Regions from separate parts of the Homo sapiens genome. Here region 2 is linked to region 1. Evidence: read pairs that join two places in POLR2A ChIA-PET (ENCODE). Cell type or tissue: A673. All regions are shown on one strand. Each heading gives the region's core, and the rest is flanking DNA. Links, peaks and the distances in the headings are about the cores only.

Region 1 (8,370 bases), core at 2,693-6,692:
ACATGTGCCATGTTGGTGTACTGCACCCATTAACTCATCATTTACATTAGGTATATCTCCTAATGCTTTCCCTCCCCCCACCGTCCCCTCACCCCACGACAAGCCCTGGTGTGTGATGTTCCCCTTCCTGTGTCCAAGAGTTCTCATTGTTCAATTCCCACCTATGAGTGAGAACATGCGGTATTTGGTTTTTTGTCCTTGCGATAGTTTGCTGAGAATGGTGGTATCCAGCTTCATCCATGTCCCTACAAAGGACATGAACCCATCATTTTTTATGGCTGCATAGTATTCCATGATGTATATGTACCACATTTTCTTAATCCGGTCTATCATTGATGGACATTTGGGTTGGTTCCAAGTCTTTGGTATTGTGAATAGTGCCGCAATAAACATATGTGTGCATGTGTCTTTATAGCAGCATGATTTATAATCCTTTGGGTATATGCCCAGTAATGGGATGGCTGGGTCAAATGGTATTTCTAGTTCTAGATCCTTGAGGAATTGCCACACTGTCTTCCATAATGGTTGAACTAGTTTACAGTCCCACCAACAGTGTAAAAGTGTTCCTATTTCTCCACATCCTCTCCAGCATCTGTTGTTTCCTGACTTTTTAATGATTGCCATTCTAACTGGTGTGAGATGGTATCTCATTGTGGTTTTGATTTGCATTTCTCTGATGGCCAGTGATGAGAGCATTTTTTCATGTGTCTGTTGGCTGCATAAATGTCTTCTTTTGAGAAGTGGATAAGACCATAGTTTTTGTTAAGTATTCTTCTCTAAGTCAACCAAAAAGTACCAAATATCTTGAAAATTTGTAAACAAGAAAATGAAATTGCATAGAAGGCTATCTTAACAGTGGCTGCCCTGTGTCTGCATACCCTGGCCAGAACGCTGCCTTACAGGCTCATTCATTCTTTTGTGCATTCATTCAGCAAACGGTTCCTGAATGCATACTATGTGCAATGTACCTGCTAGATACTGAAGATAAAGAAGGAAATAATTTGCAGCCCCTTTCCCTGGAGAGTTAATTCCAGTAAGGAAGAAAGACAAGTAAATACACATTTTGATATAGCTGGATAAGTGGTAAAAGTCTATCCATTGGAAGAACGGTTGAAGCAAAGAAGAAAACAACCAACTCTGTGGGGAAGGAACTTCTTGAGCCAGGTTCTGAAGAACAAGTAGGTCTTTATCAGAGATTTAAGTAACAGAAGAATATCCCAGGCAGAGAGAACAAGATACGAAAAAGCACAGAAATCAGGAACAAGGTTGATTCCAGGGTGAAAATGAGTAAAAATATTAAAGGGTCTTGAGGTGGGGTGGCGAAAGAAGATCAGATACATCAGGCAAATATATGGTAAAATTAGTATTTTTTCGACTCACTTCCATGTTACTCAGTGATGTCCTGAAGAGGATACACACGGAAAGGGAAATTCTCATAAGCTCACACAGGGACATACTATACCCCCCATTCTACAAGCTGGAATTTCATTATCCCTGGATGCTTGTCCATGTATATGAAGGGCTGATTCTTGGGCAAGTATTTGCCTAATAAGATCCCTACTCCACTCTACCACTGCCTTATCAGAGAGAAGGTAAAGAGAAATGCCACAGTGAATCTGTATCCCAAAACAAAGCCATCGGAAGCAGTAAAGGAAGGGGTAAAGGGAAGTTTGAAGAATGACATTGCCCATTGGCACATCAGGCACAAGCCTTCCTCCTGGGCAGCTCCTCACCCTTCAAAGTACTACCTGTGCACCTTAGGAACATGCATGCAAATCTCTGCCTCTCAGTCTTCTCTGCAAAATGGGGAGAATGATGCCTGTCACACAAGGTTATCATTAGGATTACACGAGCTCTATCATGCTAATCCCTATTGCAACATCAGACATATACTATTTCCTTACTACACATTTAGTGCCAGTTTTCTTATCCTTAATTAAAGAGCCATTCACAGCAATGACCATGAAAGAAAATATTACCAGTTTTTTCTATTATTCTCAACCAATCATTCACAACATACGAGTAGTAAGTTCCAGTTTTAAAAGCACTTCAACATCTATTAGCCAATATAGTTATCTCAGTAACCTTCTGAGTTAGATAGAAAGAGTTATGTACAGGTGACGAAACAAGTGGCCGGTCCAAATCACACAGTTATTAAATGACAGAGAATGAACTTGAAACTTTATCCTTTGTCTTCAAAGCTCCAAATCTGGACCACATGACATTGCTTCTGAGTACTCTTCTAGAAAGAAAACAAAAAAATTGGCAGCCACTAGCAACCAAGCTCATCTTACTAAGTGCAATATTAGTGACAATTTCTTATAAAATGTGTGAAACTTCTTTTATGGCATGGCAAGTATCTTTGTCAAACCCTACCTGTCCATCTAGAGATTCGAAAGACAGAGACCATGTCTCATTCATGCCTTTACCCCCGAGTGCCTGATAATATTTCTGTCATACAGGACAACTTTAGCGTGTTTGCTGAATGACTGGATGGATTTTATAGGCACTTACTGATTTACAAAGTACTTCCACATCTTTCATCTTATTTGATTTTCCAAAAAGCCCTGGAACACAAAGGAAAGCTGATATCATTATCCACATTGCACAGATCATGATGAGCAGGTCATACCCAGGCTGCTGTTGTTTTCTTTCTTTTAAGAATTATAATGGATTCTTACTCCCTCCTGAAATAGATCCCAGCTGAATTCTACAAACTGCTGTTGGCCCTGCCACACAAGTCTGCTTGAAAGCTAATATAGACACTGTTTTATTATTGTCTTTCATATCTTATGAAATACATCAAAATGTGAAAAACTCTGTGATAATTAGACCAAAAAAAGCTGAAGCTGAACCATTCAACCTAGAGCTGTAATGTGGGGTGATTGTTACATTTCTATTCTTTCCTTTTCTCACCTCCTTTTGGTCTCCATTGTCTATAGGATGGAGTATTCATCTTCCTCCACAAAAAGAATCTGCTTCTTACAGAATAGAGTTGCCAGGACTGTGGGAGCCTTGTTCTCTGTGTTAACCCGTCCTGTCATGTTTGACAGCACACAGCTTCTCCTGAATGGCCTCCACCCAGTTTCTCATCTAGTGTGCTGAGGGCCTATCCCAAGAAGTGAAGCCTGGTAATAACACTCTCTTACACCAGGACTCCCCCCAAAACTACTGTACCTTGTGTTTATCCTTCTTCTTCAGGGTGTCCAAAATCTATATCCTATCTACCTTGGCAGCCTCATCTTTCAAATTTCCTATGTGCCCTGCCTTCTACCAGACTCAAATAGTCAGCGATTCCCTAAACAACTTATTTGTGTTTCCTCATGTTATCCCTGATCCATCACCAAGGATGAAGCCTTCATTTTAAAAAACGCTCCCTATCCTTCAAGGGCTTTCCTTTGAAACCTCCTTTGGTTACCTTCAGCAAGTCATTCAACACATATTCAGTAAGAAACTCCTTTGTACCCAAAAACCCCTATCTGGAGGAGCTTAATATCTATTGAGCAAAAAAGACTCGTTAGAAAAACCCAACACAATGGCTGTCATGGTGTTGGGTCAGCCACTGAAGGGAGTACAGTAGAGTCCATCCCGACCCTCACTGAGACTACAATCTAGGCAGAATGTGAGGAGCAGAAAAATGCACCACCAGATCACCAGGCTTGAAACAGACAGGAGTCCTGTGTCATGCAGTTCTTCATTCATTCATTCATTCATTCATTCATTCATTAGCAATGTGCTAGGAATACAGAAAGGAATGTGGTGTGGTTTCTGCTCTCAAGACTTTACAACCTGGCAGGAAAAACAGAGATATATATATACAGGGCTCTGCCACAGGTAAGAAGCACCTGTACCAAGTACCAGGAGACTAAAGGAGGGTGACTGGCTCTGCCTAGTAGAGTCCAGAATGCTCCAGAAAAGGGGAGTAATTGTCAGAGCTCTGAAAGAGAGTAGGAGTTTGCCAGGTAGAGAAGAAGAAAAGGGAATGGAAGGAGAGGAGAGAGAAGGAAAGCGTTGGTGGGGAAAAAGAACACTGTATCAGTCAGATGCCAGAGAAAATATCCCAGTTACTTTGGAATAGAGATTTCAATGGACAAAAGTGTTAAGGTATAAAATTATTAGCTAAGTAACTGAGAGATTAAAAGGAATTCTAAGGCATCATGAAAGTAGCAATTGCAAGAAGCAGCTACTACCCCTATAAGGAAAGGACAAGGGAAGAAACCTAGAGACTTAGAGGAGAAAACCCATTGGCAGGTGGTGGTGTTAAAATCAGATCTCCAAAAAAGGGCACTACTCAGCCAAGGGCTGGTGTCTCAGCTCAGAAGAGGGCCTCAGGGCCGGCCCAGACCTCTGAGGATGTCAGCTGGTACTAATGTTACCTAACTGAGGTGTGACAAAGCTGTCTGCAGGTGTTGGAAAAATGCAGCCTGGATTCAGCTGCTGCCAAGGGAAGGAATTGCAGCTGCCAAAGTGAAGAAGTATGTCTATACCTAGACTCTAGGTCAGTGGTTCTAAACCAGGGGTGATTTTGCCCTCCAGGGAACATCTGGCAATGTCTGAAGACAGTCTTAATTGTCACAATTAGGGGATTGGTACTACAATTTAGGACAGGGTGCTGCTGAACATCCTATAACACACGAGACCCCATCCCCCAACAAAGAATGACTCAGTCCAAAGTGCCAAAGTGGAGAAACCTATTCTAAGTTAACACTGTGAAAAACGGGAAGCAAACCAGGAGCAAGTCCTGCCTGGCCCCATCCAGCCTTGGAGTCTCCCTCTAGCACCCCCTATTGGCAGAGCCTAAGAGGGAGCCAGTGGACAAAACAGAAATAAAAATTTCATCACAAAGTTAAGAACAAAAGGATAGGGTTGTAGCTAAGTGCCAATAACTTAGTAACCGGCACAAACATTGCAGGTCCGGCTATCAGAGCAAGCAATGACATGACCGTAGATACAGGAATGGCATTTGAGAGAAAGACTCAGTAGCCAGGAGTGCGTGAAGCAATGCCTGGCACGTTGCAGGTGATGAGCAGAGAGTGAAATTTAGCAGGCACGTATTCAATAAATGACTTCATGATGAAAGATTTCCAAGCAATACTGCTTCCAAACTAACACTCCTGGTGGTATTTAAAATTCTTCAATTTGAGAATGAATACAATGCCTCCCAATAGTGAAATCTCTTCTGTTCATGAATGTGGCATTTTGCTTTCTGCCTGTCTGTTGTCTTATGAGGAAGAGAGTACTTTCTGAAGTCTGGTTTTCTGACTTTGTTAAAAGTGCAAGTCTTTTTGTTTCATAATTATTTTTTACACAAATGAGATCACAACACTATTTCACTCATCAACAGTGTTTTGGAGATTTTTGCATAATACTAACAAAGATTTATTTAGTGCTATTTATGCCTTACAATATACTTTCCCACTCTTATCTCACTTTATCTAGCACTTGCTTCTCCATTTTTGAATGAGAAAATTGAGGCTCAAATGAGATGAAGTGATTGGGTCCTAAGCAGTGCCTTAAGTGGAGAAGTGAAACCAGATGCCTCAGAGGTAGCAAAAAAAGTAGCTTCTCAGTTGCCTTGAGGTGGCTGACATTGCTGTGTATCTTAGCGCTTCCCAACCTGGGCATGTTTCAAGTGTAGCTAGTTTCTTATGGCATGCTAAGCCCTTAACTTTTTCCTCCTACACCCTCTATTTCCACTCACTTGTAGACTCAATGGAGCAATTCAGGGTGTTTTTTGTTCCACAAGGAACCACAGTCCAGTGAGAAAGACAGAAGAGTTAATGCACAATTTCAGTACAAAGTGCTAAGAACAGAGTGGACTCTGGGTGCATGGTATCATACAGACAGGGCAGGGTACCTAGTCCTGAGAGGTCAAGGAAGCTTTTTTGTGTAAGGCAAGATCTGAAAGACAGGGAAGAAGTAGGTGAAGGAGAAGGCAGGCTGCACAGAAGGGAACAACATGTGCAAAGTGCGGAGGAAAGGAAGAACACAATGTATCAAAGGTCCACAGGTTGATTGTGGAAGGAGTTTAGACTGAGAGGAAAATCATGCTGCACAAGGAGACTGAAGTGATAAGTAGGAATCAGAACAACAAGGGGTTGCAAGCTAAGAGAAGGAATTTCAACTTTATAATGGTACTAGCTAATTACAAGAGCACAGCCATTTATCTTCTTTGAGTTTCAGTCTCCACATGTGTAAAATGGTAGTAACAGCATCTGGTCTGCCTACCGAACGGGATCTGAGTTATTCAAATAAAACACACATACACAGAGTCACATGGTGATTTGCTTAGGAAGCTGTCACACATTATCACTAAAGCATCCCACGTCACCTGCAGAAAATAGAAGCAAAAGCCTTCCCTTTCCTCCCATTTCCCTCAACCCCTGTGAAGGAAAAAGCCCCCTCTGGAAAAGAAAGACTCTCCTTAGTCCTTTGCCAAAGCTTTTTCAAGCAATAATCCATAATGCAATCTTCATTGAAATTGTATTTCAGCCCCCCTCTGCTGAAAATATGAATACATGTGACTGTAGCCTCAGAATGGCCTTTGTGCCTTCCTGCCCCTGGTGTGTGCCTTCCTAAGCGGCTGCCCTCATTGTGGGCACCAGCCTGTGTGATAACATTATAATTTTGTGTACATTGTGCTCTCAGAGGCCATGCTGAGGCCAGCGTGAGGAAATGGTAATTGACAGCAGGCCCAGGCTTCTTTGTGAAGATCTGTGGCTTCCTCATCTGTGAGTTTACTGAGTTCCAGTCACTGGATTTGGGTGGCTGGTCCCAAGAGGCATGGGAACAGGCACCACGATGCCTTGTTTAAGTGCTTTGTAGAAAAGGAGACAGCTTGAAAATGAGGGTGTTCTAGGCATAGAGAATGACTTGTGGTGGAGGGCAGTGATCGATTCAGAGCTTAATTATCTGGACCAGGTAAACACTGAGTTGCTGGAATCCAGAACCAAATCTGACAGGGCCTTAGAAATCACCAGGGGAGATGATCTGTATCATCTTTTTAGTCCATGATCCTTCTACTTCATTGCAACTATTCTCTACCCAAATAATTTTTATACTGCTAATGAACAACTCTACAAACATTTGAGAATATTTATTAAATGCCTATTATGAGCTAACACTTATGGGCACTGGGAACACAGTGATGAACAAGGAACAAATTTATAGTACATGGGACTTAATGCACTGGGTAGGAATCAATTGCACAATTACTGCAAATGCTGATCTTTCCTGATTAAGGAAAGTTACTTAGGGAAAACAGCCCACAAGGGGTTAAATGAAAAGCTATATTCTGCCTGTCCTAGTGACTCTAATGCCAGTATTCAAAAAGGTTCACCCACCTTCCCTTTTTTCCTTTACTTATTCTCTTCATTTGCATGGAGAAAGGAAGACCAAAGCCTCTTACAAATTACCTTATGCACTGAGCCACAGACCCAAACAGAGCTCAGATTATCTATTTAATTCTCCAGCCTGCAAGGGGGCATTTACCCATTGTCTATGTCTTATCCAAATGTAATGGATTAGTTCAGAGCCCAGGGGGGAAAGGCATGAATACTGTGTTTAGAAGGAAAGCTATACAGAGCAGAGATAAATTCAAAGGATGATTTTACAAAAGAGAAAAGTTGGGGTGAGTTTTTGGGAAAACCCCTGTGAGCCTAGGTATCAGTCCTGGCTTGTTCAAAGCTAAAACTCTCGGTCCACATCCAGGATGGTCCCCCACCCTCTACCAAAGGCTGCTCTATCTCCAATCTCACACCCCAGACAAGGGGTCATCCATCACCAGGGGAAGAAGGTGAGACTCGAAGGTGGGAGTACAGCAAGTCAGACTACACACACTGGAGAGAAAAATCTACTGCAGCTCGCGTTTCCTTAGAAACCCCCACAAGCTGAGAATGGGAAAGTAGCCACACAGTCAGACAGAGGTCTGTCTGATTCCTTCATCAAAGATCATACCCCGGAAGGAGGAGGAAGACATCGTTAAGCAGCTTAATCTTTCAGGCAAGGCCTGGAGAAAGCAGCCTCCTGCAGAGCCAGAAAGATGCAGGTCTGGATCCCAAAGCAAATGCAGGCACAGGCAAGGCAAGGAGAGTCGAATCTACACACATACACATGCACACAAGCACGCACGGGTGAGAAACCCTAATGATTAAGCAGGGGAGAGGAAATATTCTGATAGAATATTCAAATGAAAGGCGAGTTCCCATAGAGACCCCTTTGTGAATAACCACACAATAATCACATGACCTTCAAAATAGAACTGGAGACAAATCTGATTTCGTCTAATTCTGAAAGCATGTCAAGCTCTTGCCCTTGCTAGTGAGCTCAAGCTCTGGAACCCAAACTGAACAAGAATTCTGTCTTCAACAT
Region 2 (4,000 bases), core at 1-4,000, 1.5 Mb after region 1:
TGTAAATACTGAAACCCATCTCTATAAAGCTCCTTTGGGAAACTCATCTTGGTGAGGCCCACCTCTACACGGCCCTACCCCCATGTGCCCATCTCTTGCACCGCCCTTAGATGTTGCCATGTTTGCTGATCTCACTCAAGTGTGAGCTTCCATATAAGGGTCCAAGTCTTACTGATCCTTAGCCAGTAGTCAGTGCTGGATACATGTATGCTGTACCAGACTGGAGGTGAAGTTTTACAGAGACTTTGTAATCTTCCTGAAGCTGGCTAAGAAGGCAGCCACCTGTGACTAGTTACACAGAAACCCAGCCACTTAAAGCAGTGGCACTGCTGGGGATGGACTTAGATTTAAAGTCGCTAGCAGGTAAAATCTGACCTATGTCTCCAGAAACAACTTTACTTGTGCACATTAGCTGTGACTGTAAACTGCTGCTTAACGGTTCTCACTTGCTCTAATTTTTCAAAGACTGACTCCCCAGTCATTAGAGTCTGTTCTGTTACTAGTAACTCAGTGGATGATCTGGAACAAGAGGTCTACCTCTTTGGGCCACAGTTTCCTCATCTTTAAACTGAAAGAATCAGATTCTGGTTTTCAAAAATGTAAAGCAGTGGAACCTTTGGGAGGCCAATACAGAAAACAGAAGGTGAACTGTGTCTCTGGCTTATCCATCACACCCTCTTTCCCCACTGCCTGGCAGCCTTGGAGGGTCTTTGCTGAACATAAGCACTGGACTAGATCTTTCCAAAGGAAATAACTGAAAATATTATAATGTTTAATAATGATACTTAATAATTCAATAATAAAGTAACTTCAAAATAGCCTAGCCTACCTTGAGAAAAGCAGGTTGGAGGGCCCTCACCATGGGGTCACTGTGCCTGTCTGTGTTACTGTCAAACATTGTGTGTTCCAGGCACGGAGGGGTGTCAGCTCAGCCTGATAATGTACAGTGGATTGGGGAAGCTAAAGCCTCTGGGCCTCATTCTCCTTGGCTGAAAACAGACTGCGTGTCATGGCACTGGTGAATTAGAAATTCTATCCAGCCACTCTTGGAGATTGATTTTCCGTCTGGGGATCTGACCTCTTGCTTCACTAGCAGAGGGGATCAGACTGTTCTGGGAGGAGTCAACGAGCTGGCCCTCAGAAAAGCCTTCTCTTTCTTTTTTGTTCTTTTTTTTTCTTTTCTTTTTTTTTTTTTTTTAACTGTATGTTTCAAAGGGAAAGTCTGATTACTTTGGGGACTTAACACTACCAGTTTGAATTCTTCTTGGTACTTACAGCCTTAAGATATCCATACACCCCCACATCCGTCCTTTGTGCTAGAAGATTACTGAAGATTTAATTCCATTTATGTCATTGGATTTGTAAAAAACCCCTTTTGGATTCAAAGATGAAGGCCTCACTTACTTTATTTTTGTCATTTTCACAGACCCCTTATGTAAATGCCTCAAGAGTAAGAATCTTGCTCAAGTGATTTTTGTATCTCCAATGGCTAACAAGGAGCCTGACATAGAGTAGCTGCTTGGTAAATATGTGTTCATTCATTCAACAAATACCCCCAAGGTACAACGATAAGAAAAATAACTATAGTCCTAATACTGATCACCTCTGCAGTTGACTGGAAGAGACAGTTAAAAAGATAAGTACAAATAAATGTATCTTGGGTTAAGTGCTATAAAGGAAAAGAACAGGTTCAATGGAAGGAAAAATTAGAATTGTTGATACATGAATGGAAGTAAATGACCCGGACTTCCAACTCTAAATCTCTGTCTCATTTCACCTCTTTGTAAATAATCATTGCTATTATGTTAAATATCACAACTACTGTCATTTCTTGTTTACCCACTACATTCTAAGCTTGGTGCTGACATCTTTGTATTTATTATATAAAATTCTCAAAATTACTCTGCCCGTTAGGCTTTCTTATCACTTATTCCAAATGCAAAAATAAGGTCCAGGGAAGATAATTATGTAACTTGTTCATGATTGGAGAGCTAATAAGTGTCAGAGATGAATTGAACCAAAGTTGGTGTGACAAAGCCTCTGTTTTAAGCAAAAGGGAAAAAAAATTCTCATTAACTCCAAGGATTATCATCAGGAGTCCAACAGGGTTCCCAATTTGGGAACTACTATATCATTATCATATGGCAAATGGTCCACTATGTTAGATGAGAGGACAAAAAAAAAAAAAAAAGTTGGGGGAGAAACTTTGCTGTAGAGTGGGAGGGAAAAAGAGGAAGATAGTCTTCTTGCATGGGCCGTCTTATCAGCCTAGCAATAATAAACTATCACCATAGCAACAGGAAGTCTAATTGATGGCAGATGTTGAGCCACTTTAAAAGCCACGCCAACTGAATGCCAAGCTGATGCTGTAAACCTCTCTCCTCTCCCGCGGCTAGACTAATCATGCTATGGTCATATTGGAGAGACCCATCTTTCAAGGGTGGAAGAAACTCTGGACTTGGCATCAGAAGACTTGAGTCTGAGCCTCACATCTGCCCGTGCTGAGCTCTGTTGCCTTGAGCAAGTCAGTTCATCAAAAGTAGAAGATAGTTATCATTAATTTTATCATCATTATTACTACCAGTAGTAGGAACTCTCTGAAATTCAATTTCACAATCTAAAAGATAGATAATATTTGTGTAAGCATCGTCAGAAGGTTTAAATGGAATAAAAGATGTGGAAGTGCTTAGTAAACTATAAAGTAATTCACAAATACAAAATATTAACACCAAGAGACAGCTTGACGTGCTAGAAAGAGTTTGCATTGGCATCAGACAGATATGGCTGCTTACAGACTGCTTCATCTGAACGCATCACTTACATGCTCAGCCTCAGTTTTCTATCAGTAAAATTTCTTAGTGTAAATCTGTAAAATGTTCTACCCATGTTACAAACCTGTGGCTTAATTAACCTCTCTACACTTCAGTTACTCCTCTGTAAAATGGAGGTGGCACTGGCACCTCCCTCATAAGGTCGTTGTGATGATTAAGTAAGTTAATACAGGAAGAACATTTAGAACAGTGCCTGGCACAGGCAGCGTGTCATACATATTAATGGTGGTAATGGTAGTGGTGGTGGAGAAGAAGAAGAGGAAGGAGAAGAGGAGGAAGAAAGAGCAATTGAAATCATATACGTGCATAGAACTGTGAAAGCTGGTGGTAATGGTAGTGGTGGTGGAGAAGGAGAAGAGGAAGGAGAAGAAGAGGAAGGAAGAGGAGGAGGAAGAGCAGTTGAAGTCATATACGTGCACAGAACTGGGAAAGCTGGCCAGGCTCGGTGGCTCACACCTGTAATCCCAGCACTTTGAGAGGCTGAGGCCAGTGAATCCCTTGAGCCTAGGAGTTTGAGACCAGCCTGGGCAACATGGTGAAAACCTGTCACTACAAAAAATACAAAAATTAGCTGGATGTGGTGGTGTATGCCTATAGTCTCAGCTACTCGGGAGGCTGAGGTGGGAGGATTGCTTGAACCTGGGAGGCAGAAGTTGCAGTGAGCCAATGTTACGCCACTGCACTCCAGCCTGGGCAACAGAGTGAGACCCTGTCTCAAAAAAAGTAAATGGCCGGGCGCGGTGGCTCACGCCTGTAATCCCAGCACTTTGGGAGGCTGAGGAGGGCGGATTACAAGGTCAGGAGATCGAGACCACGGTGAAATCCCATCTCTACTAAAAATACAAAAAATTAGCTGGGCACAGTGGCGGGCGCCTGTCGTCCCAGCTACTCGGGAGGCTGAGGCAGGAGAATGGCGTGAACCCGGGAGGAGGAGCTTGCAGTGAGTTGAGATCACGCCACTGCACTCCAGCCTGGGCGACAAAGCAAGACTCCGTCTTAAATAAATAAATAAATAAATAAATAAATAAATAAATAAATAAATAAAATACTGAAAGCTCCATGTGATACAAGTGAGGACCTCCATAGTCAATGTCAAAATACTTTTGGTCAGTTCGTGGACTGGTTCACATGTCTTATCAGTTTTCTCAAAGTTTCCATTGTCTACATAG

The links. ChIA-PET counts read pairs that join two places held together with the same protein. Peaks named below come from ENCODE experiments on the same cell type or tissue, not always from the same donor. Only the 100,000 strongest peaks of a DNase experiment are listed, where the experiment ranks them.
Region 2: POLR2A ChIA-PET joins it to region 1 with 6 read pairs; 1 of 35 experiments calls an interaction of 5 or more read pairs at or near these places.

The regions. Positions count from the first base shown.
Region 1 is chr1:58,150,760-58,159,129 of GRCh38, forward strand. It overlaps a transcript of DAB1 not described here. Among named protein-coding and RNA genes, the nearest start is that of DAB1-AS1, 290 kb to the left of the region's middle. In A673, for the core only: CTCF peaks have their summits at 4,783 (motif pointing left) and 4,983; DNase peaks (open chromatin) are centred at 4,752 and 6,692; H3K27ac peaks cover 264 bases.
Region 2 is chr1:59,690,460-59,694,459 of GRCh38, forward strand. The region is part of intron 14 of FGGY (FGGY carbohydrate kinase domain containing); the gene reads left to right. Among named protein-coding and RNA genes, the nearest start is that of MIR4711, 41 kb to the right of the region's middle. In A673, for the core only: no CTCF peak of the experiment used is centred there; a DNase peak (open chromatin) is centred at 2,312.